Regions from separate parts of the Homo sapiens genome. Here regions 2 and 3 are each linked to region 1. A link is an interaction called in ENCODE POLR2A ChIA-PET data of the cell type or tissue named here. Cell type or tissue: CD4-positive, alpha-beta T cell. All regions are shown on one strand. Each heading gives the region's core, and the rest is flanking DNA. Links, peaks and the distances in the headings are about the cores only. Region 1 holds the start of MIF (macrophage migration inhibitory factor). Region 2 overlaps CABIN1 (calcineurin binding protein 1). Region 3 overlaps RGL4 (ral guanine nucleotide dissociation stimulator like 4).

Evidence for each region. Peaks named below come from ENCODE experiments on the same cell type or tissue, not always from the same donor. Only the 100,000 strongest peaks of a DNase experiment are listed, where the experiment ranks them.
Region 2: POLR2A ChIA-PET joins it to region 1 with 10 read pairs; 4 of 35 experiments call an interaction of 5 or more read pairs at or near these places.
Region 3: POLR2A ChIA-PET joins it to region 1 with 10 read pairs; 5 of 35 experiments call an interaction of 5 or more read pairs at or near these places.

The regions. Positions count from the first base shown.
Region 1 is chr22:23,890,404-23,897,535 of GRCh38, forward strand. It overlaps MIF (macrophage migration inhibitory factor), which reads left to right and starts at 3,980. Exons shown (of 3, transcript NM_002415.2): 1 at 3,980-4,179; 2 at 4,369-4,541; 3 at 4,637-4,820. The coding sequence starts at 4,072. The coding sequence ends at 4,703. It overlaps MIF-AS1 (MIF antisense RNA 1), which reads right to left. Exons shown (of 3, transcript NR_038911.1): 2 at 5,426-5,707; 3 at 3,307-5,129. RefSeq lists enhancers at 3,655-4,462, 4,463-5,270. In CD4-positive, alpha-beta T cell, for the core only: CTCF peaks have their summits at 3,724 (motif pointing left), 3,928 and 5,088; DNase peaks (open chromatin) are centred at 3,878, 4,478 and 5,138; H3K4me3 peaks cover 2,596 bases; H3K27ac peaks cover 2,409 bases.
Region 2 is chr22:24,035,316-24,042,447 of GRCh38, forward strand. It overlaps CABIN1 (calcineurin binding protein 1), which reads left to right. Exons shown (of 37, transcript NM_012295.4): 2 at 129-205; 3 at 774-866; 4 at 3,033-3,146; 5 at 5,824-5,958. The coding sequence starts at 203. Among named protein-coding and RNA genes, the nearest start is that of CABIN1, 28 kb to the left of the region's middle. In CD4-positive, alpha-beta T cell, for the core only: no CTCF peak of the experiment used is centred there; a DNase peak (open chromatin) is centred at 3,076; H3K27ac peaks cover 874 bases.
Region 3 is chr22:23,692,898-23,700,029 of GRCh38, forward strand. RGL4 (ral guanine nucleotide dissociation stimulator like 4) reads left to right here. Exons shown (of 11, transcript NM_153615.2): 3 at 1-94; 4 at 862-1,077; 5 at 1,450-1,553; 6 at 2,053-2,122; 7 at 3,717-3,791; 8 at 4,274-4,348; 9 at 4,941-4,964; 10 at 5,315-5,436; 11 at 5,947-6,271. The coding sequence ends at 5,986. It also overlaps the pseudogene GUSBP11. Among named protein-coding and RNA genes, the nearest start is that of RGL4, 5.5 kb to the left of the region's middle. RefSeq lists enhancers at 2,523-3,023, 3,758-3,837. In CD4-positive, alpha-beta T cell, for the core only: no CTCF peak of the experiment used is centred there; DNase peaks (open chromatin) are centred at 2,839 and 3,494; H3K4me3 peaks cover 1,937 bases; H3K27ac peaks cover 3,436 bases.

The sequences.
Region 1 (7,132 bases), core at 1,274-6,273:
GTCTGGGACCTCGCCTGGTACCTGAGGTCCGTGGCGCGCTGGTGCTGATCATTCAGAGTGCTCATGGGAAGTGTAGTCTAGAGTCTGTGTGCTTCCTGATCTCCTTGATCTCCATTTTATTGAGGAGGCCTTTAGGCCACCCGAGGGGTCCAGAGTGACCCTGTGGATTAGCAGTGGAGCTCAGCTTGAGCCAGCGCTCTTCAGGGGTCGTGTTCTGCCCCCATTCTCTGGTTCATTCTGCAGGTAGCAGGGAATCATTGAAGATTAGAGAGAATCAAACACCTGGAGAGAGATGACTCTGCCCGGGGAGCCCAGGCTCCTGTCTGGGTGCACACTCCAGGGCTAGATGGTGACTTCTCAGCTACTCTAGCTTCATAGGCTCATAGTGCATGTGAGCACTCATGTGGACACACGTGCACGCGCACACACATGGACACACACACACACACACACACCGCTGTCTTTGGAATCAGACCATGAAAATGCTTCCTCAGAGGCCTAGGGGTGAGGAAGCTGAGGTGAGTTGTGCCTCCAGCTGGATGTGCTGGGATGGGGTGGGAGATGAGGTGGCCACACCTGGGTGGCAGGAACTCTGGGGCAGTGAACCTTCTAACGAACAGATCTGGGATGCTGCCATGAGGAGGAAGAGGGAGTCAGCAGCCATGCCTGCCAATGCCTCCTAGCGCATTTGTCCATGGTTAGCGGATAATTATTGTGTCCCTATGGGTCCCAAGGTGTATTATTTTTTTTTTGCTCTTATAATAAATCAACACAAATTTTTAGCAGCTTCAAACAACACGCATTTATTATCTCACAGTTTCTGTGGGTCAGTAGTCCGGCGTGACATGACTAGGTCTTCTGTGTAAGGACTCGCATGGCCAAAGTCAAGGTATCTGAAGGGACAAGGGAAAAATCCACTTCCAAGTTCAATCTGGTTGTGAGCAGAATTCAGTTCCTTGTGGTTGTACCATGAGGTCTCTGGTCCCCTTCATCTTCAAAGCCGGTAATGGACATCGAGTGTTTCTCTTGCTTGGAATCTGGCACTCTAGCTGGAGAAAATTATCTGCTTTTAAGAGTTCATGTGATTAGATTGGGTGTACCCAGATGCTCCATGCTAATCTCCCTATTATGCACAGATGCATAATCCTAATTGCATCTGTGAAGTGCTTTTTGCCAGGTAACATGGCATACTTGTAGGTTCCAGGGATTAGTGCTTGTCCTCCCCCTGCTATTCTTTAGTGGGCAGGGGGTCATCTGCCTACCACGGAGGTAAGGGGTCAGGAGGTATGCATACAGCAATGCCCAAAAAGAGACTGTCCCCACTGGGATGGAGTTTACCGCCTAGACATGCAGTCTTAACTCAGAAATATGGAGATAGCCTCGAAGGACAGGACAGGTACTGGGCACGTGTGGGAATGGACCAAGCCAGGTGCTCCGGGGGCTTTCCCAAGGAACTAAGGCTGAGCCAAGAACTGAAGGATGAGTTGGAGTCAGATGAGGGAAAATGTGGGCAAACTGGATTTCAGAACCAACCCCCAACCCTGGAGCCAGGAGCCATGGTACTGAAGGACAGTGCGCCATAACTCAGAGAACCAGGGAGGGTTGGCGGAGGCTCACAGGGACCGGGTTACCCCAGGGCCTTGTGACAGTACTACCCCTAGTATCAGAGGAGACTGTCATTGGCATTTAGGCCACTTGGTGCTCATAACACCTCTATGTCAGGTGAACACTATTGTCATCCCCAAATTACAGATGGGGAAAGTGAGCCAAATGTCCATGCTAGTAAGAGGCAAATCATATCACTTCTTTGGGTACCCTTCTAGAAGGATGAGGCTGACTGCCACTGGAAACAGCTGGGGAGGGTACAAGGAGATGACAAGTGGCTCAGAGGCTGTCCTGGCTATAAGAATTAAAGAGGAAAGAAACACCAAGGGTGGCTCGACAGTCAACAAGGACAGGTTTATTTTGGAAAACAAACTTGAGAGGGGCTTCTGGCCAAGTTAGGTCAGAGCCACACTCTCTTACAAACTAAGGATATTTAAGGGTTTTGGAGGGGGTTCTTATCATAGGTTCTGAATGTTTCTGTGTGAGGGAAAGTTTATTGCGGGGATGGAATGTCTCTGGTCAGAAGGGAGGCTGTCTCCGGGTTGGCATGTTTCTGGTCAGAGAAGGGTTTATCTTAGGGTTGGAATGTTTCTGGTTATGCTGACATTAGCTATTAGGCTGATATTTTCGGGCTGGATTTAGGCGGCTTTTAATTAAGGGGGAACTTAGAATGGTGGTGTTTGTTCAAGATGGCAATGCTCCTGCTCCGTCACTGGCCAGGTAAGGCAACCCTTTGTTATGGTAACAACCTGAGATTGGCAGGGGCTCACCTCCAGGGGCAGCTCATGTGCTTGCTGGCGAGGCTGCACCTTGTCATTCAGGTTCACAGGGCACAGGTCAACCAGGCCCTGGCTCTTCAGTCTTCTGCCTGGAGTGACTTATGTAATTCTGCTCAGCTTTCATAGGGCACAGGGAGTCGGGGCTAACTCTGCTGCCTGGGGCTGGAAACAGACTCCTCCCTTGAGGAGCAGCAGTCCACCATAGGGAAGTCACAGTGGTCCAGGCCAAAGGGGATGCAGGTAGTGTAGACTAGGCGGTAGTTCAGGGAATGGAGAGAAGTGGGAATAAAGGGATAGTGAAAGGAAGCATATTTTACTGGCAGGTGATGAGGTGTAGGAGGACAAGTCATACATTTGGACTTTACAGAGCAGTGGACACTCAGTCAGCTGCTGTCAGCGCCTGGGACTTAGGGGAGTGCCCCTGGCTGGAGACATGGTATGGAGTGCCATCAGTTAGGGAGCCCTGGGCACAGGTAAGAGAAGGTGTGACACCAGGAGGGAAAGAGTCTGGGGCCCAGCTGCAGGAACCAATACCCATAGGCTATTTGTATAAATGGGCCATGGGGCCTCCCAGCTGGAGGCTGGCTGGTGCCACGAGGGTCCCACAGGCATGGGTGTCCTTCCTATATCACATGGCCTTCACTGAGACTGGTATATGGATTGCACCTATCAGAGACCAAGGACAGGACCTCCCTGGAAATCTCTGAGGACCTGGCCTGTGATCCAGTTGCTGCCTTGTCCTCTTCCTGCTATGTCATGGCTTATCTTCTTTCACCCATTCATTCATTCATTCATTCAGCAGTATTAGTCAATGTCTCTTGTATGCCTGGCACCTGCTAGATGGTCCCCGAGTTTACCATTAGTGGAAAAGACATTTAAGAAATTCACCAAGGGCTCTATGAGAGGCCATACACGGTGGACCTGACTAGGGTGTGGCTTCCCTGAGGAGCTGAAGTTGCCCAGAGGCCCAGAGAAGGGGAGCTGAGCACGTTTGAACCACTGAACCTGCTCTGGACCTCGCCTCCTTCCCTTCGGTGCCTCCCAGCATCCTATCCTCTTTAAAGAGCAGGGGTTCAGGGAAGTTCCCTGGATGGTGATTCGCAGGGGCAGCTCCCCTCTCACCTGCCGCGATGACTACCCCGCCCCATCTCAAACACACAAGCTCACGCATGCGGGACTGGAGCCCTTGAGGACATGTGGCCCAAAGACAGGAGGTACAGGGGCTCAGTGCGTGCAGTGGAATGAACTGGGCTTCATCTCTGGAAGGGTAAGGGGCCATCTTCCGGGTTCACCGCCGCATCCCCACCCCCGGCACAGCGCCTCCTGGCGACTAACATCGGTGACTTAGTGAAAGGACTAAGAAAGACCCGAGGCGAGGCCGGAACAGGCCGATTTCTAGCCGCCAAGTGGAGAACAGGTTGGAGCGGTGCGCCGGGCTTAGCGGCGGTTGCTGGAGGAACGGGCGGAGTCGCCCAGGGTCCTGCCCTGCGGGGGTCGAGCCGAGGCAGGCGGTGACTTCCCCACTCGGGGCGGAGCCGCAGCCTCGCGGGGGCGGGGCCTGGCGCCGGCGGTGGCGTCACAAAAGGCGGGACCACAGTGGTGTCCGAGAAGTCAGGCACGTAGCTCAGCGGCGGCCGCGGCGCGTGCGTCTGTGCCTCTGCGCGGGTCTCCTGGTCCTTCTGCCATCATGCCGATGTTCATCGTAAACACCAACGTGCCCCGCGCCTCCGTGCCGGACGGGTTCCTCTCCGAGCTCACCCAGCAGCTGGCGCAGGCCACCGGCAAGCCCCCCCAGGTTTGCCGGGAGGGGACAGGAAGAGGGGGGTGCCCACCGGACGAGGGGTTCCGCGCTGGGAGCTGGGGAGGCGACTCCTGAACGGAGCTGGGGGGCGGGGCGGGGGGAGGACGGTGGCTCGGGCCCGAAGTGGACGTTCGGGGCCCGACGAGGTCGCTGGGGCGGGCTGACCGCGCCCTTTCCTCGCAGTACATCGCGGTGCACGTGGTCCCGGACCAGCTCATGGCCTTCGGCGGCTCCAGCGAGCCGTGCGCGCTCTGCAGCCTGCACAGCATCGGCAAGATCGGCGGCGCGCAGAACCGCTCCTACAGCAAGCTGCTGTGCGGCCTGCTGGCCGAGCGCCTGCGCATCAGCCCGGACAGGTACGCGGAGTCGCGGAGGGGCGGGGGAGGGGCGGCGGCGCGCGGCCAGGCCCGGGACTGAGCCACCCGCTGAGTCCGGCCTCCTCCCCCCGCAGGGTCTACATCAACTATTACGACATGAACGCGGCCAATGTGGGCTGGAACAACTCCACCTTCGCCTAAGAGCCGCAGGGACCCACGCTGTCTGCGCTGGCTCCACCCGGGAACCCGCCGCACGCTGTGTTCTAGGCCCGCCCACCCCAACCTTCTGGTGGGGAGAAATAAACGGTTTAGAGACTAGGAGTGCCTCGGGGTTCCTTGGCTTGCGGGAGGAATTGGTGCAGAGCCGGGATATTGGGGAGCGAGGTCGGGAACGGTGTTGGGGGCGGGGGTCAGGGCCGGGTTGCTCTCCTCCGAACCTGCTGTTCGGGAGCCCTTTTGTCCAGCCTGTCCCTCCTACGCTCCTAACAGAGGAGCCCCAGTGTCTTTCCATTCTATGGCGTACGAAGGGATGAGGAGAAGTTGGCACTCTGCCCTGGGCTGCAGACTCGGGATCTAAGGCGCTCTGCCCGCCGGAATCCGTTGTACCTAGGGCCACCACGTGGGGTGCTGGAGGTGAGCCGACCACGGAAGAGGGGGAGGAGGAGTTGGAGTTGGGAGGAGTCCGAGGTCTTCTAGGCCTAGACCTTTCTCTCAGCCCCACCTTCCCCAGCCTTCTTGTTGGGCAGAGGGTAGCCAGAGGACAGAAAGATCCCACCCAGAGCCACTCACTGCCATCCACTTTGTTAGGTGACTTCAGGAGAGTTTTCAGGCGGGTGGGTGGGGGAGGTGCAGAGTTCTTGGTCATACCGCCCCGTCCACCCCCGAACCCCACGCCTTGGGTTCTGCTCCCCTCAGACACCCACCAAGCCTCCGCCACAGCAGTTCCCTGAGGAAATTGGGCGTGGGGTTTCCATTGGGACCGTTCGTGTTCTGTGGTGCCACAGACATGTCTGTAAAACCTTCAGTTATGTTTGGGCGCAGTGGCACAAGCCTGTGATCCCGGCACTTTGGGAGGTGGAGGTGAGTGGAGTGTGACTCCTCTGCTTCTCTCAGTCTCCAGCCACATCTCGTCTCCAGTCCCCTGTTCACTCGGTCATCCCGCGCAGTACTGGACAGCGAGCTCTCCTTCCAGAAGAGCAATGGGGCTGGGTGGGGTGAAGATTAGGAAGAGGAAGGAGAATAGAAGCTCCAGGGAGTCTGGAAGGGTGGCACCCATCTTGGGATGGGGCACCCCTTCCATGAAGGTCTCTAAAGCAAGGCCCTCCTCAGCTTACTCCCTGCCAGCCGAGGGCCTCAGTCTCATTGTTAACTCAGTGAGAGGGCGGTGGAGCCCCTCGTCTACCTCCCAGCTGGGGGAGACATGGGGGGCATGGGATGGCTCCAGCTGTAGCGGGAAGGTCCCACTCCTCTCAGCCTGGCTTTCAGGCTTGAGGTTTCCTTCTTGGATCTGAGTACCTGTGGTGTAACAGGCACCCTCCTCGGCCCTGGCCTTTATCACATCCCCTCAGCTCCTGGGTGCCCCCAGCCCCAGCCTCCCAAGGCCTGAGGCTGAGCTTTGCCCAGGACCCCCAGTTCCCCCCACAACAAACTCTTTCTGCCTCGGGCCCCACACCCCACCAAGCCCTGGCTGGCCCCCTGGCTCCCACCCCGCCTCAGCGGTCTTTGCTCTCGGCTGTGTCACAGATAGGGAGAGCAGGGGCGCAGTGCCCCATGAGCATCTAATGCAACTCCCTCATTTCACAGATGAGGACACTGACCCCAGGATCCAGGGCATGGTCATACACTCAATGCCATGCCCCCTGCAAGGGCCCTGTGGCCTCACATGAGCAAGTTAGACTCTGAGGGCCGAGGAGATGGGCAGGGCAGGCTGGGCACCTGCTGTGTGAGGGCAGGAGGGTTGGTGAGAGCTGTCCTCCAAAAGCAGGTGAGTGTCTGAGGTTCTGTGGCCCCCTGGGGGCATCCACAAGGTCATGGGTCCTTGGACTCCAGGAACAAAGGGGGTGTCTGTGGGTCAGGGACCTATCCGCTTGCCCTGCCCAAAGTGTTCCTAAGTCCCCTGGGACTAATAACCGGCCTGCCTGCTGGGGAGGTCAGCTGCTACATCCCACCTTCAAGCCACACCTGCCCCCATTGACCCCCATCCCATGGCCAGCTCCATTTCCTCCAAAGCACAGGCTCCACTGCCCACCAGGTGGTGGGTCTCTTCCTCAAACCCCTGTTTGACTGCCCCAGGACCTGCAGGGTCAGCCTTGGAAATGCATTTCCAAGTAACGCCACAAACTCTGAGGTACAGGACAGACAGGTGTGGGGTCCATCTGCCTGTTCTCCATCACTCTGGTGGTACTATGTCATCTGCTGAGAAAGACCCCCGGCCTACAGGGTGACCCTCACTCTCCTCAGGGCCACTGTTTGCAACAGACAGACAGCCTGGCAGGCCTTGAACCTCATTTTGTAGGTTCAAGGCCTGTCCCCCATCTGTCCACTATAAGCCTCACACACACCATTCTTCTGGGATACCTTCCCTGAGGCCACCTGGTCAACACCCACAGGCCCCTTTGCTTCAGCCCAGG
Region 2 (7,132 bases), core at 1,068-6,067, 140 kb after region 1:
CCAAGGCAGCTCTTCACTGGCCTGTCTGCATAGAGCTCAGGGAAGGACTGGTTCCTGGTGGACCTTGGCACTGTGACCTTCCTGGCTCTTCATAGGCCTTGTCTCAGTTTGTCCTATTTCCTTTCTAGGAGAGTTGTGGACTGGGGCAACCTTTGCCAGTGATGAGAAGTGATGCTCGTGGCAGTGCTGAATCTCTCTGAATATGGTAAGGACTGATGCCTGCCTATTTTGCGGACCTCAGTGTTCTTTTGTTACGTTACTCCTGGGGGCGAGGGGCATTTTCCTGTTAGATTCTGAAGGCTCTTATTATGGAGTAGCCTTCCTCCCAGGAAGGCTGTTGGCACCTTTGAGGGTGTGAGATTGCTTGCCTGGTGGTTGAAGCGGCTTGCAGGACCTTGTCACAGTTGCTGGAAAGACATAAAGTTAACATGTTTTGTTGAAATCTGTTGTTCCATTACCTGGGTCTTCTACTGTGTTGAGCTGTTGCTGGGGTGTCCCCAGTGTCTGTTGCTTTTGCAGTGGACAGTACCCAGGACATACTTTCTGCACAGATTGGCATAACCCTCCCCCCTCGGCCCCCCACCCCCCGCCCTTCTTTTTTTTTTTCTTTAGAGGATGATTTTTTTGTTCATTCCCCACATCTGAGAAGGTCATAGCTTTTCAAGGTAGAATAGATCATATGCTGGAGCAGAATTGTATTCATCTGTGGGTATTTGAAGAGATGAGTGACATCTCAAAGCAACTTGTCTCTTCCACCAAACCCCTGTTTCTAGATTCGAATTGCAGCCTTAAATGCCAGCTCCACCATTGAGGATGATCATGAAGGAAGCTTTAAAAGTCACAAAACCCAGACAAAGGAGGCTCAGGTACGTAATGCGAGGTCTTCTCTGTAGGTGGACCTTCTCATTTCTATAGAGGGAACCTCATTTTAAATACATTTAGGCATCTCCTCAGTGGGGCTTTAGGGGGAAATTCCATTTTGAAAGATGGCTAGCTCTCCATCTCCTGTTAAACCTGTTTTACTTAGCAGACGATCATATAGAGGAGAAATTATATTTATTCTATCAGTGTATGTGAAGGCCAGCTCAGCCCCCAGGCCTACTTCCATGCACCCCATTCTTTGTGCAGCCCTCAGGAGTTGGGATACCCAGGGAATGGTAGAATATTAATGGTAGATGGTGTTTCGAGGTTCCCTAGTGTATTGCCCTCACTTTACAGTGTGATGAGACTCTTGAGGGGAGCAGCCTAGACTGGGATCACCCTCCAGGTCAGTGAGGGAGCCAGGTCCAACCTCAACTCCCTAGATTGTTGGTCACTCCTCTTTCCCATGAGGCCTGGCATCTCTTCCATTTCAGCCTTCTTCTTTCCATCCATTCATCTCCATACCCTTCTCCTATCCTAGTGTAATAAGAGTTTGCTCCTGCCTTTGTTTTCCCTGAAATAAACATATGCCTTCCCTTCCACCCCGCTGCATTTTATGGTAGAAATCAGGACAGTTCCAGAGCTGTCTCAGAAGTCTACTAGTCACCTGTCCCTAGTCTGCAAGGCATGTCAGTGAGGCTCAACCTACCCAGTGCCCCCTCCCTCCCACAGGAGATTGTCATCCTCCCCAGGCAATGATCAGGCTATGGCAGAGTGGTGAGTAGAAAAACATGGAAACCAGGCCGGGTGCGGTGGCTCATGCCTGTAATCCCAGCACTTTGGGAGGCTGAGGTGAGTGGATCACTTGAGGTCAGGAGTTCGAGACCAGCCTGGCCAACATGGTGAAACCCCGTCTCTACTCAAAGTATAAAAATTAGCTGGGCGTGGTGGTGCATGTCTGTAGTCCCAGCTACTAGGGAGGCTAAGGCAGGACAATAGCTTGAGCCTGGAAGGCAGAGGTTGCAGCGAGCTGAGATCATGCCACTGCACTCCAGCCTGGGCGACAGAGTGAGACCCCGTCTCAAAAAAAAAAAAAAAAAAAGAAAAGAAAACAATGGAAACCAGCTTTTGTTTGTTTATTTAAGAGATAGGGTCTCACTCTGTTACCCAGGCTGGAGTGTAGTGGCATGGTCACAGCTCATTGTAACCTCTAACTCCTGGGCTCAAGCAGTCTTCCTGTCTCAGCCTCCTGAGTAGTTTAGGACTACAGACACCAGGCCACCATGCTCAGCTGATTTTTAAATTTTTTTGTAGAGACAGGGGTCTCTCTATGTGGCCCAGGTTGGCCATGAACTCCTCGGTTCACACCTTGGTTTCCTAAAGTGCTGGGATTACAGATGTGAGCCACTGTGCCTGGCCTGCAATGGAAACCATTCACACTGAACATTTTACTCACAACCCTTCTGATATCATATGTTTGGGGTATTTTCCCCCCATACCAATTCTCCAACTCTCCATATACCAACTGGGTGTCCTACAATTCAATTCTGACACTAGCTACACAGAGTTAGTGTCAGACTCCACAGCACTAACAGCTCATCCCACAAAACTGCCCTCACTTCAGATGCCAGTTGCAAGCGTTGAGTGCCAGGATACCTACACTTCTGTCCAGCCGGTCTGTAAAATCAGGGATTCTCACCCCCTACCCCTTTTAGATTTGATAATTTGCTAGAATGACTCACAGGACTTAGAAAAACACTTTACATTTACCAATTTATTATGAAGGATACAACTCAGGAACAGCCAAGTGGAGGAGATATTTATGGCAAGGTATGGGGTGGATTCACAGAGCTTCCGTGCCCTCTCCAGGTGCGGCACCCTCCCAGCACCTTGATGTTGTTCACCAACTTAGCAGCTTTCTGAACCCTGCCCTTTAGGGTTTTTAAACAGAGATTCCATCACATAGGCATGATTGATTAAATCATTGGTGATCAGCTCAATCTCCAGCCTCTCTTCCCTTCCTGGAAGTTGGGAGGTGGGGGAGCTGAAAGTTCCAGCTATCTAATCACATGGTTGGTTCCTCTGACTGTAGCCCCGCCTTACACACATTTTTGGCTTAAAAAAGACAGATCTTTATGCTGTATGAAAACATCTCTTGTCTTGATTTGCAGGAAGCAGAGGCTTTTGCATTGTACCACAAGGCCCTTGATCTGCAGAAACATGACCGGTTTGAGGAGTCTGCCAAAGCCTACCATGAGCTCTTGGAGGCGAGCCTGCTGCGGGAGGTGAGGCATCAGCAGGCCAGGCAGTGTGCCGTGGTGGTTAGTGCATGGGCTGTGGGGCTGGGTACTCTGGGCCTTACCTCTGCTCTCCCATTTCTTGGCTGGGGAACCTTGAAAACATTATTTCACCTCTCTGCCCCTATTTCCCCACCTCTAGGTATCTGCCTCATTGAGTTTTTATGAGGGTTGAGTAAATCCAGTGAAGCATGTAAAATGATTCCTGGTGTAAGTGCTTGTTAAAGGCCAGCTATCGTTATTACTTAATCTTCACAACCACTCTGCCCAGTAGCTGGGTTTTACAAATGTGGAAACTGAGGCTTAGTGAGGTCTTGATGGCTCAAAGCCATCCAAGTAAGTGAAGCATTCGAACCAGGTTTGGAGTCCATGGTTTGCTGATACCTAATGATCCTACTGGCAGCACATTTTAGCAAATGCCATTTGAGTAAAAGACCATGAGCTTGGGAAGTCTGTATAGACATGCCATGCAATTTTGAATATAGTCAGAAGGACTGGGGACACTGGTTACAGTAGAGAGGGGCAGGCAGAGCAAGACCTGGTCCCAGCATGGGGACTGTGGTAGTGGTGAGTGAGTTAATCCTCGAGTTGACTGGAGATGTCGACTGGAGGTTTGGGAATTGGTCCCAACCTGAAATTGATTTAGGAAGGTGTATATTTCATTAGGAGGAAAGGCGTTTGTTTTCAAGTTTTCATGTTTGTTTTCGCCCAAACATGCAGATGATGTGCATTAAGGAAGCAGATAAGCTCCATGGGTATTTACTGGACTGCACAGTCCTTGAGTTGAGCAGAGTCTCCTGTAGTGCTAGGCATGCAGACACTTATGACTCAAGCAAAAACCTTGATGGTTTTTGCTGCCGATGAGATAGAATACTGAGTTTTAATTGTGAGAAGAAAGCATCTGTTCCTTCTCTCACCCACGGTTTTTCTTTGTATTCCTAATTATATAGCTTGTCAAGATTCTTTGGTTACTGGTTACAGTGCTTTGGAATTAGTGGTATGGGACTTGTGACCTCCTCCTCTCCTGTTAGTAGGAAGTGGGTGAGGACCCAGAGAGGGAAAATTAGTTTATTCCATGTTTACTGAGCTTTGGTTATGGACCAGTTGGTGGGCATGTTGGTCTTCCCTCTCAGGACGTGGTGGAATGCCAGGTGGGCCCAGCATCCAACAGTTGCTAGGCAGAAACCTTTTACCTAAGGGCACGGTCATGTGTCAGCCTTTTAGTTGTAGGTGTGTGCATCTTTCTGTGCACAGTGTATCACTTTCAGCCTTAAAAGGTTGTTTCAGCCTTAAAAGGGACAACATGCTCATTGTAAACAATGGAGAAGTACAGAAAATACATAGAACAGTTTCTTTTTACACTCATATTGCATTGGCATACTTAATGTTAATTACATAATTACAGTTTTGCAGAAGATTGGCATAGATAGGCCCTGGACCCCAGCTGACTCCTAAGAAGCATTCACCCTGACTGGTGGGTGTCCTAGAGGGACTTGCTCGGGCAAGCCTTTCAGGGTGGATGGAGAGTGGTGCTGAATGTAGGTAGTCTGTTAGGTGGAGGTTAGTTAAAAGCATCCACTGTTATGTGCATGTCCATGTGTATTGCTGATTGTTTAGTTCGAAGTAGACTCACTTAGTCTCTGTAAATTTGTTCCCACTATTCTTTGAAGAGTTCTGTACCTGGAGGGACAGAGGTAGCTGGGATCCAGCCCTGGTCAGCTGGTTCTTGGGGGCCTTTTTGTATGATAAGTCAGATGACGGTAGAAGATAACTGAATGGGGCTTCATTTGAGCTTCTCAGTCTTAAAGAAGTTCCTTAAGACCTCCAAGGTAGGTAGATTCTTGGATTAGTCAAGGGATGCTTCCTGAGGGTGGCATGTCTTCAGATCTTACCTGTTCAGAACATGAAGAGCAATGTGTGGAAGCCACCTGCCCCAGGAAAGAGCTTCTTGGTGCCCGTGAGTTTTTCTGTTAGAAAATGTTTTAGTCTTTGTCCTGTGGTTGGAGCAATAGTTTTCTAATCAGCAGTTTCTTAGAATATAAGGTCATTAAAGCTGTAATGAAATAACTTTTCATATTAAGCATATTTGCAATTCTGATGGTCTTTCAGCTCACTTTAACTTTTGCTATTTAGGGTAGGAATTATTTTTCTTAATTACAGAGGTCAGACACTAACGTTTTAGTTAAATTAGCAATTGTCTATGCTCATGTGATGAGTTATAGAGTTGGGAGCTCAGTCTCTTGATTCCTAATCCTGGAGTGCCTGCAGTGAAGCTCTAGGCCTTCTGCCCCCAGGCAGCCTGCTGATACTTTGTCTTTTATCTTATACCTGGAGCTGCTGACTGGGTCTACCTATGCTGTAAATGTTATTCGCTAGGCTTGAACCCTCAGGCATGGCAGTAGTGGTGGGGCAGTTTCTCTCTGTTGGATGCCCAGACTCTCTGCAAACTATTAATACCTCAGGGTGGTCTGTTCTTCTCTGTGCGCTTGGAGTAGGAGTGGTCTTATAAGAACACATGGTGCAGTGCCTTCATTTTCCAGTGGTGGACAACACTAGACTGGCTCAAGGGCCTGCAGCAGAGGCCAGCCTGGAAGCCAAGTATCCTGCTGGCTGCTTGCTGAGGCTTCAAGGTCTAGTTGTCACTTCTGTTCTGTTTTGTTCACAGGCAGTTTCATCCGGTGATGAGAAAGAGGGGTTGAAACACCCTGGGCTGATACTGAAATATTCCACTTATAAGAACTTGGCCCAGCTGGCAGCCCAGCGGGAGGATCTGGAGACAGCCATGGAGTTCTACTTAGAGGTGTGGTTTTGGCAGTGCTTAGCTACCTTGGTGTTTTGAAAGCTCTTGGTGGAGGGGATGAGGTTGCGGTCTTGTGGGCCAAAAAGAAGAGTTTGTAGTGGTGGATCACCAAGCTATAGTACCCAAGGCTCTAGGGTAGGTCCATAGGTGATAACAATTAGTACTGACCAGGCCTGGAGAGCAGGGGCTGGGGCAGAGCACATGCTTGGATGCAGAGGCCTGCATGTGAATTCTTCCTTTGCTGCTCAGTGCACGTGTGGCTGTGAGTGAGTTATTCAGTCTCTTGGTATCTCTAGGTCTACACCAATATAGTGGTAATAATAAAGAAGAGCATAGTTGTGAAAGTTAAATGAGTTGGTATGCATAATAGTATCAAAAACAAAGTCTGAAACTGAGCATTCAATATATTAATACTTACAGTCATAATAGTATTGCTGTTATTTCATGTTACTATCAGTCTGTCTCTGGGCACCTCTAAAGCACCAGACACTGCGCTGTTTGCTTCCTACGCATACACTAATCCTCATGCCATCTTGCAAGGAAGGAGTCTTTATCCTCACTTTAGTGATGAGGAAATGGAGGCTCAGGATCATTCTGCTAATCAGTGTTGCAGCAGGGATGTGAACCAAGGTTTGTCTTCAAAGTACATGAGTTTTCTTGAATCCCATAAGACTCTCATTTTTTCAAATTGTTTTAAAGACAGGGTCTCAGTCTGTTGCCCATGCTGGAGTGCAGTGGCACAATCAGGGCTCACTGCAGCCTCGACTTCCCAGGCTCAAACGATCCTCCGACCTCATGCCCCCAAGTAGCTGGGACTATAGGCATGCACCACCACCACACCCAGCTAACTTTTTGTATTTTTAGTAGAGATGGAGTTTCGCCATGTTACCCAGGCTGCTCTCGAACTCTTGGACTCAAGCATTCTGCCCACCTCAGCCTCCCAAAGTGGGATTACAGGTGTGAACCACCAGGCCTGGGCATATTTTCTTTTCTTTCTTCTCCTTTTACTTATTAAATATGTAAGGAATACAGATATTCAGATTGACAAAATATATCAAGACAATGGGGAAACTGAGGCAGGAGGATCACTTGAGGCTAGGAGTTTGAGACAAGCCTGGATAACATACTAAGACCGTGTCTCTACAAAAAAATTGAAAATTAGCTAGGTGTGGTG
Region 3 (7,132 bases), core at 1,296-6,295, 200 kb before region 1:
TGGGTCTGTAAAGAACCAACCCAGTGAGGAGCTGCCTGACATGACGACCTTCCCTCCCAGGCTGCTGGCAGAGCAGCTGACCCTCATGGATGCGGTGAGCAGCTGAGCTTTGCAGGCTGTGTCTCTGGCACCAGCTGTCTCAGACCAGCCTCTCCCTGAGGAGCAGCCAATGCCCTCGGTCCAATTTCAGCCCCACTTCTTACCAACCGTGGGATCTGGATGAGTTTCCTCACCCACAAGCCTTCCCTGTCTGCATGTGGACGGCAGAGATGGGACATCACCAGCGCCAGCTGCACAGAGTGACTGTGCAGACTGAGTGACAGGAGATGGACAGAAAGCAGGGCAGGGCAGGTGCTCACTGTGGGGCAGGCAGGGCCATGGGTCACTCACCCAGCTGCTCAGGAGCCTCACTACCCTCAGCACTTATTAGGTACCTGATGCATACTGGATTCTATGGTAGACACCCAAACAGAGCCCATAGTTGCAGCTGCCACAAGGAAAGTGCACCGGTACGGAGAGGAGTAGTAGAGGGCTGATTGGGATGGGAGGAAGACGAGGCCTCAGGATGGGCAGGCCTGAGCCACCTTCTAGTTCTTAGAGTGTGGATGGCCTGGGAGAAAATGTCACTCTCTCTTCCCACCCTTGTTGGGTTCTAGGCCATGATGCATTCAGGTCCCTCGGGGGCAGAAAACCAAACCCAGGGACTCCCACAAGTCTGGAGCCCATTTTAAAGCTTTCTGAGCTCCAGCTTGGTTCCTGCCAGAGACCGTGGATGACTGTGAGCTCAGTCCCTGCCTGGGACTGTGGGTGACTCTGAGCTGCAGTGTGCTGTGTCCGTGACACTCTCCTCCTCCCCCAAAGGAGCTGTTCAAGAAGGTGGTGCTCCACGAATGCTTGGGCTGCATCTGGGGCCAAGGACATCTGAAGGGGAATGAGCACATGGCACCCACAGTTCGTGCCACCATCGCACACTTCAACAGGCTCACCAACTGCATCACCACCTCCTGCCTCGGGGACCACAGCATGAGGGCCCGGGACAGGGCCAGGGTGGTGGAGCACTGGATCAAGGTGGCCAGGGTAAGCTATGGTTGGGCCTGGGGATTCCCTCTTTAAAAATGGGGAACTTCCTCTTCTCCTCCATCGGCTTTCAGGATCGGCATCTGTATCTCTGGCCTGGACCCTGCACATCCCCTAGGCTCTTCTTGCCAGAGCTTCACTCACCTTGACTCCCACGGCCCAGTGGTGGCTGCTCACTTCCGACCTGGGGTCTTCCTTGGGTTGAACTAAAATCCTCCTAGATGAGTGACATCCACTCGGCCCCAGGTCTGCCCTCCTGAGGCTCCCCAGGCCTCTGCTTCATCCAGGAGGGGAGATCTCAGCAGAGGGGGCTGAGGCTGTAGTGGGCCAAGCTCCAACTCTGAACCGCACAGCTCATTCTTCCCTCTCCAGGAGTGCCTAAGCCTCAACAACTTCTCCTCGGTGCACGTCATCGTCTCTGCTCTGTGCAGCAACCCAATAGGTCAGCTACACAAGACGTGGGCAGGAGTGTCCAGGTGAGGAGGGCTCTCTCCATGGCAGCATCAGGGTTGACCTAGGGACTCACAGGTCTCCCCCCATGTGCCCTCAATGACTCTGAAAGGTTCTTGGAGTCCAGGGACACTGGAGGCAGGGATGGGCCGGTGGCTGTGGTCACTAAGCTGCCCTGGACTCCTAGGCAAGGATTTCCAACTCAGGACTAAGGTTTTTTAACCATCAGGAACAGACTGGAGCCAACTGGAGGCTTTCAGGTGTTTGTACCCAGCAGTGGAACTCTGTGTCCAGCTGAAAGCTAACTGTAAACACGCAGTGGCTCATGTGAAGTGGAGATGGGGCCCAGGGGAGGAGCATGAGAGGTCCCACCCTGGTCCTCTGGAGCCCCTGTGATCAGAGGACTCCACTGAAAACTCTCACCCAGTAAGCTGGGATTCACTGGGTTTTCAAACAAAAGGGACTGGAACTCACAAATCTCCCCTGATTCCCAAATTTACCCTTCTTTCTTTCCTCTGCCCATAGCAAAAGCATGAAAGAGCTAAAAGAACTCTGCAAAAAAGACACTGCAGTGAAGAGGGACCTACTGATCAAGGTACAGTGGAGTCTGGGAGATGCAGGACAAGTGTTTAAGGGTCAGAGAAAAGAGTGAGTTTGGAAGGGCATTGGACCAGGTGTCGAGTGGTTATTTTGTTTGGTTTTGACTTACCTACTAAAAGTGGACTTGAAAAATTCCCTCCATGCCTACCTTGGGCCAACAGGAAGAGTGGTGTGTCGGTCCATGGGCACGTGGGGGCATGGGGGCAGGAGGCCCTGGAAATGGGATGTGGCAATGGCTGCTGGGCTGCTGGGCTGCTGAGCAGGGGTGATGAGCTGCAGCATTAGCAGGGCTCTGGCTCCCATGCTGGTCCATGCTGCTGGCATGGAGCTTCCTCCAGGCTGGAGGGTGATCATGGTAGGTGGGACTTCCTTCCTTCCTCAAACCGGCCAGCAATTCCTCAGGAAGCCAGGCCTCTGCTGCTGCTGCTGCTGCTGCTGCTGCTGCTGCTGCTGTCTGCAGCACACCTCCATGGGCAGGGGGCCTTGGCCTGCACTGGGGGAGAGGGGGAACAACAACAGAGGAAGCTCATGTGGCAGGGAGTCCAGTAACTGCCCAGCTTTGGGTACCAATGGGCATACTGGGGACAGACGTAGCTGTTTGCTGGGACTCCCCACTCTGCCCTTTGCAGACACCCAAAAACGGTCATGTCAGAGGATTCTCACCGGTTAGCAGCGACGCATGCTCATGACAAGTATCTGGGGGATTCATACATTGCTAGGGGATCCTCCCTGACCAGATCTCAGAATCGTCCATGCAAATGAGAAGGCAACATGTCACCCCACCCAGGACTCTGGAAAACCCTGCCATTGCAGTCAGAGATGGCGCATCAGGAGGCTACTTCCTCAGTGGAGAAAGAGAGAGTTCCGTGCACGGAACTCCCCTGGGGGATCATTGGCGAGGCGAAGCCTTTGGCATGGCTCAAACCCAGTTTGCGTGGCAGAGATTCCAGTGGGGCTGGGATAGGCAGGTGCCACTTAACCAGGTCTCCTAAAATGCCCTGTCCCTTTCCCATCACGACTGTATGTGGCTGGAGACCTAGACACTCAAAGACTCCAGAGAACACGACCCTGATGGGTGGTGGTGCTGGGATGTGAGCTGAAGGCAGCCGAGACGGAGCCTCCAGGAGCAGAAGGAGGCGTCCTCTCTTTGGGGGCCCTGGGGAGCCACTGCCCGCTCTGGGCCTCTGTTTCCTCATCTGGAAAATGAAGGGATGCTGAGCCTGTAGTGCAGGCCTCACAGGGTAGAAATGAAGTTCAAGAAAAGAAAGCAATTTGAGGGTGCTCGTGCCTGGTTCTTCCTCAGAGGGATGACGGTGAGAACAACGGCAACAGCTACAGGAAACTGAGCCCTCAGAGGCCCTGTGAGGTAGCTGTGGTTTGCATCACTCTTTACAGAAGAGGAAACAGTCTCAGGGAGGCCCGGCTGCAAGACTGGGTGACACACACAGGGAGTGTGGATCTGGGCCAGTGGTATGAGCACGGTGCCAGGTGGCTCCCGCCACTCCCTGGGGATCCAAGTGCGGGGTGGCTGGGGTGTAACTGGGGGAGAGGAGGAGAGCCTCACTGTCCCTGTCGCTGACACCTGGCAGGCGGGGAGCTTTAAGGTGGCCACCCAGGAGAGGAACCCCCAGAGAGTCCAGATGAGGCTGCGGAGGCAGAAGAAGGTGAGTGAGCCTGTGGCATGGACGGGCCGCAGGGGATCAGAGGACAGGGCTCCCTTCCCCGCCAGCTGGAGGCCTCCATATCAAGACAGCGGGGGCTTCCTCCCCAGCCCTGTCCTCCTGTGGCCACTGGGCCTGGAAAACCTTCATTTGAGAGACCAGAGGAAGGGTCTGGGAAAGCTGGACTCAGACTAGATGTGGGGAAGGGTAAAGCTGGGACCACAGGCCTTTGTGACTTGTTAAAATCCCACCATAGAGGTTAACAAGGAGTGCTTGCTAGACTTGGAGGTCAGCTGGGATACAGGAGGCAGAGAATTGGGAAAGGCAGCTGAGGGTCTTTGGCTGCTCCAACCGGGAGACCTGAGGAGGGGGCTCTGGGAGACAGGGGCTGATGGGATTTCATGGGACAGGACCTTGGGCAGGCACCTGAGGGCCAATACTCATCACCACTACCCCTCCCACCTCCCCACCCCTCCTTGGCACAGGGTGTGGTCCCCTTCCTGGGGGATTTTCTGACTGAGTTACAGAGGCTGGATTCGGCCATCCCGGACGACCTGGATGTGAGTGAGCCTGGGGCAGGGTGCTTGGGAACCAAGATCCTGAAGCTTGGGAGGAGAGGGTCCTGGACCGAGCCTTTAGATCTCAGCCCTTGGCAAACCTCCTCTCCTAAGAGCCTCACAGCTGCTCCTGTGGGTGGGGGTGTCAGGCCCATCTCATCACCTCTGAGTGATGGAGGCTCCATGGCAGCCACCAGGCCCTATTCCTGAGTGGTGAAGCTGCAGAGCTGCCTGACTGCAAAGCTGCTGAGGTGTGGGCTGAACTGGGCTCAGCTTCTCCCTAGGGTAGTCCCGTAATAGGAGGGTGAAATTGAGCCTCTCCAAGGGCAGGCAGTTCCAAGGTCACTGAGCGCTTTCTTTCTATGAGAGACCTCAGTTTCCCTGTCTGTCATCACAGAGGGTTGGGGCAGAAGGTCCCTGGGCCTCAGCTCCCATTCCCCCTGCTCTAGAGCCCGGAGCCTGAGGCAGGTCCAAGTCCTGTCGTGTGCACATCCCCTGACCCTGGTGGCCCTGGCAGTAGTGCAGCATGGGAAGGGGTGGGGTGGGGCTGGTTGTGGGCCAGGGGCCTTTCTGATGGACTCTGTCTGCCTTCCAGGGCAACACCAACAAGAGGAGCAAGGTGAGCAGCTGGGGCACTCACGTTGGATGAGGGTGGGGATGTGGACGTCACAGTCCACCCTGGGCAGGACACTCCCTGGCTCCATCCTCTACATCTTAGGCTTACTGGGAGTGTTTGACACACACAGGAGGAGGGGACCTATCCCAGGAGAAAATGGGAAAAGCACTGGAATCAAAGACCAATTCCTGCAGGAGGGGCTGTTTATATCCAACTCTGAGAACAGGCTGGGGGCGCTGCATGGGACCCCTTCAGAAAACTGCCCCAGGGACCAGCCCCTTCTCCCTGCCTGCCAAAGGCCCCCACAGCAACTTCCACCCAGGCCCTGTCAGCATCCTGTCCTCTGTCTCTAGGAGGTCCGAGTTCTGCAGGAAATGCAGCTGCTCCAAGTGGCTGCCATGAATTACAGGCTTCGGCCTCTTGAGAAATTTGTCACCTATTTCACAAGAATGGAGCAGCTCAGTGACAAAGAGAGGTGAGGGCCTAGCCCATGGGCTGAGGGTGGGAGAAGGCTCTCCATTTTTTTTTTTTAACATGGTCTGGCTCTGTCGCCCAGGCTGCACTGCAGTGTCACCATCTCTGTTCACTGCAACGTCTGCCTTCTGGGCTCAAGTCCTTCCTCAGCCTCCCAAGCAGCTGGGACTACCGCTGTACACCACCATGTCCGGTTGTTCTGCTGTTGTTGTTCTGGTACAGATGGGGTTTCACGATGATGTCCAGGATCGTCTCAAACTCCTGGCCTCAAGCAATCCACCCACCTCAGCCTCCCAAAGTACTGACGTTACAGGTGTGAGCCACCCCACCTGGCCTAGAGGAGGCTCTCCCGTGGCCAGCTGCAGAGAGCCTATGGCCATGCCTCCACGGCCAGCATCAAGCCCTGTTGCATGGGGACCACTGGGGACCCAGGATTCCAGCTGGGCAGGCACTGACAGGGGACCTGATGTGTGGCTCATGGTGGCCTCACAGCTGCTTCTCTGTCCTGCAGCTACAAGCTGTCCTGCCAGCTGGAGCCCGAAAACCCGTAGGCTGGCAACATCCTGCAGTGGCTGGGAACCCACCGGGATGCTGGCCAGAACACCGGCTCTGCACCATCCCTCACCCAGACCGTAGACACCAGGGAACCACATCTAGGAGGCTGGCAGCTCAGCTGCATCTTGCCCTGGATCCTCATCACCAACTGCTCCTGCTGGCCAGGATCAGGCCATGGGACTTTTGTGAGTCAGGCGGGAGACCATTTTATGTTTATTTTCTTTAGTGTATAAGTAAGGGTTTTTTCTTAACTTTCGTTAAAATAAAATTTTAAAAAACTATTCAAAATGTTCTGTAGTTGTTGGAATGAGAAAAGTAACTCCAGTGCGGTAACCATATACCAGTCTTTAGGATTCATAGCCTAGCATGTCAAATTGAGGCTATGGCTGAACAAGTTATGGAATAGCATTCACATTACACATGCCAAGCATTTAATGTTTTCCTTCTTTATTCAAATTATTGTTAACTCTGCTTAAGAAAACAAACAGAACAAAACAAAACCCCTTAAAAGCCATAGTATGTCACCCAATCTATGTCACCCATAGTATGTCACATTTGTTCTACTGACCAGCTATTCTCAAACTTAAATTCTAGTTAAATTCAAGTTCCACTGGGTTACTCAATTTTCTTAAGGTTTAAATATTTAACAAATCACTTAAATATTTACTGAAGGGCTGGAGATGGGAGGTATTTAAGCAAGTGGTAGGGCTGGCCTTCTCCAGAAGTCCTGGGCAGAAGGGAGCTGGCCATCAGTCTCCACGAAATACAGATAAACTTTTTCCACTGTGGATCTTCCCAGACCTTCTGACACCTCTCCCCTAAATGAACATCAAGGAAGGTGAGAACTGTTTGAACTCAGTATCTAAAAGATGTCCCACAGCTTAATTTGAACACAACCCCCATTGTGGGATATCAGACAAAAACATGCCAAAGAAATCAACATTTCAGGGTCTGAAACATGTAATACCCCCAAATCAACACAAAATAGACACCTAAATCCAATCCTGGAGCCGCAAAGCTCCTATAAGAAAAGCGGGAGTTTCTATTTCGGCAAAACTTGTATCTATGCACGCAGTTTGCAAAAAAGAAAGAAAAGAAAACCAAAAATTATCTATGGCAAGAAACCCTTTGACCATGCAATT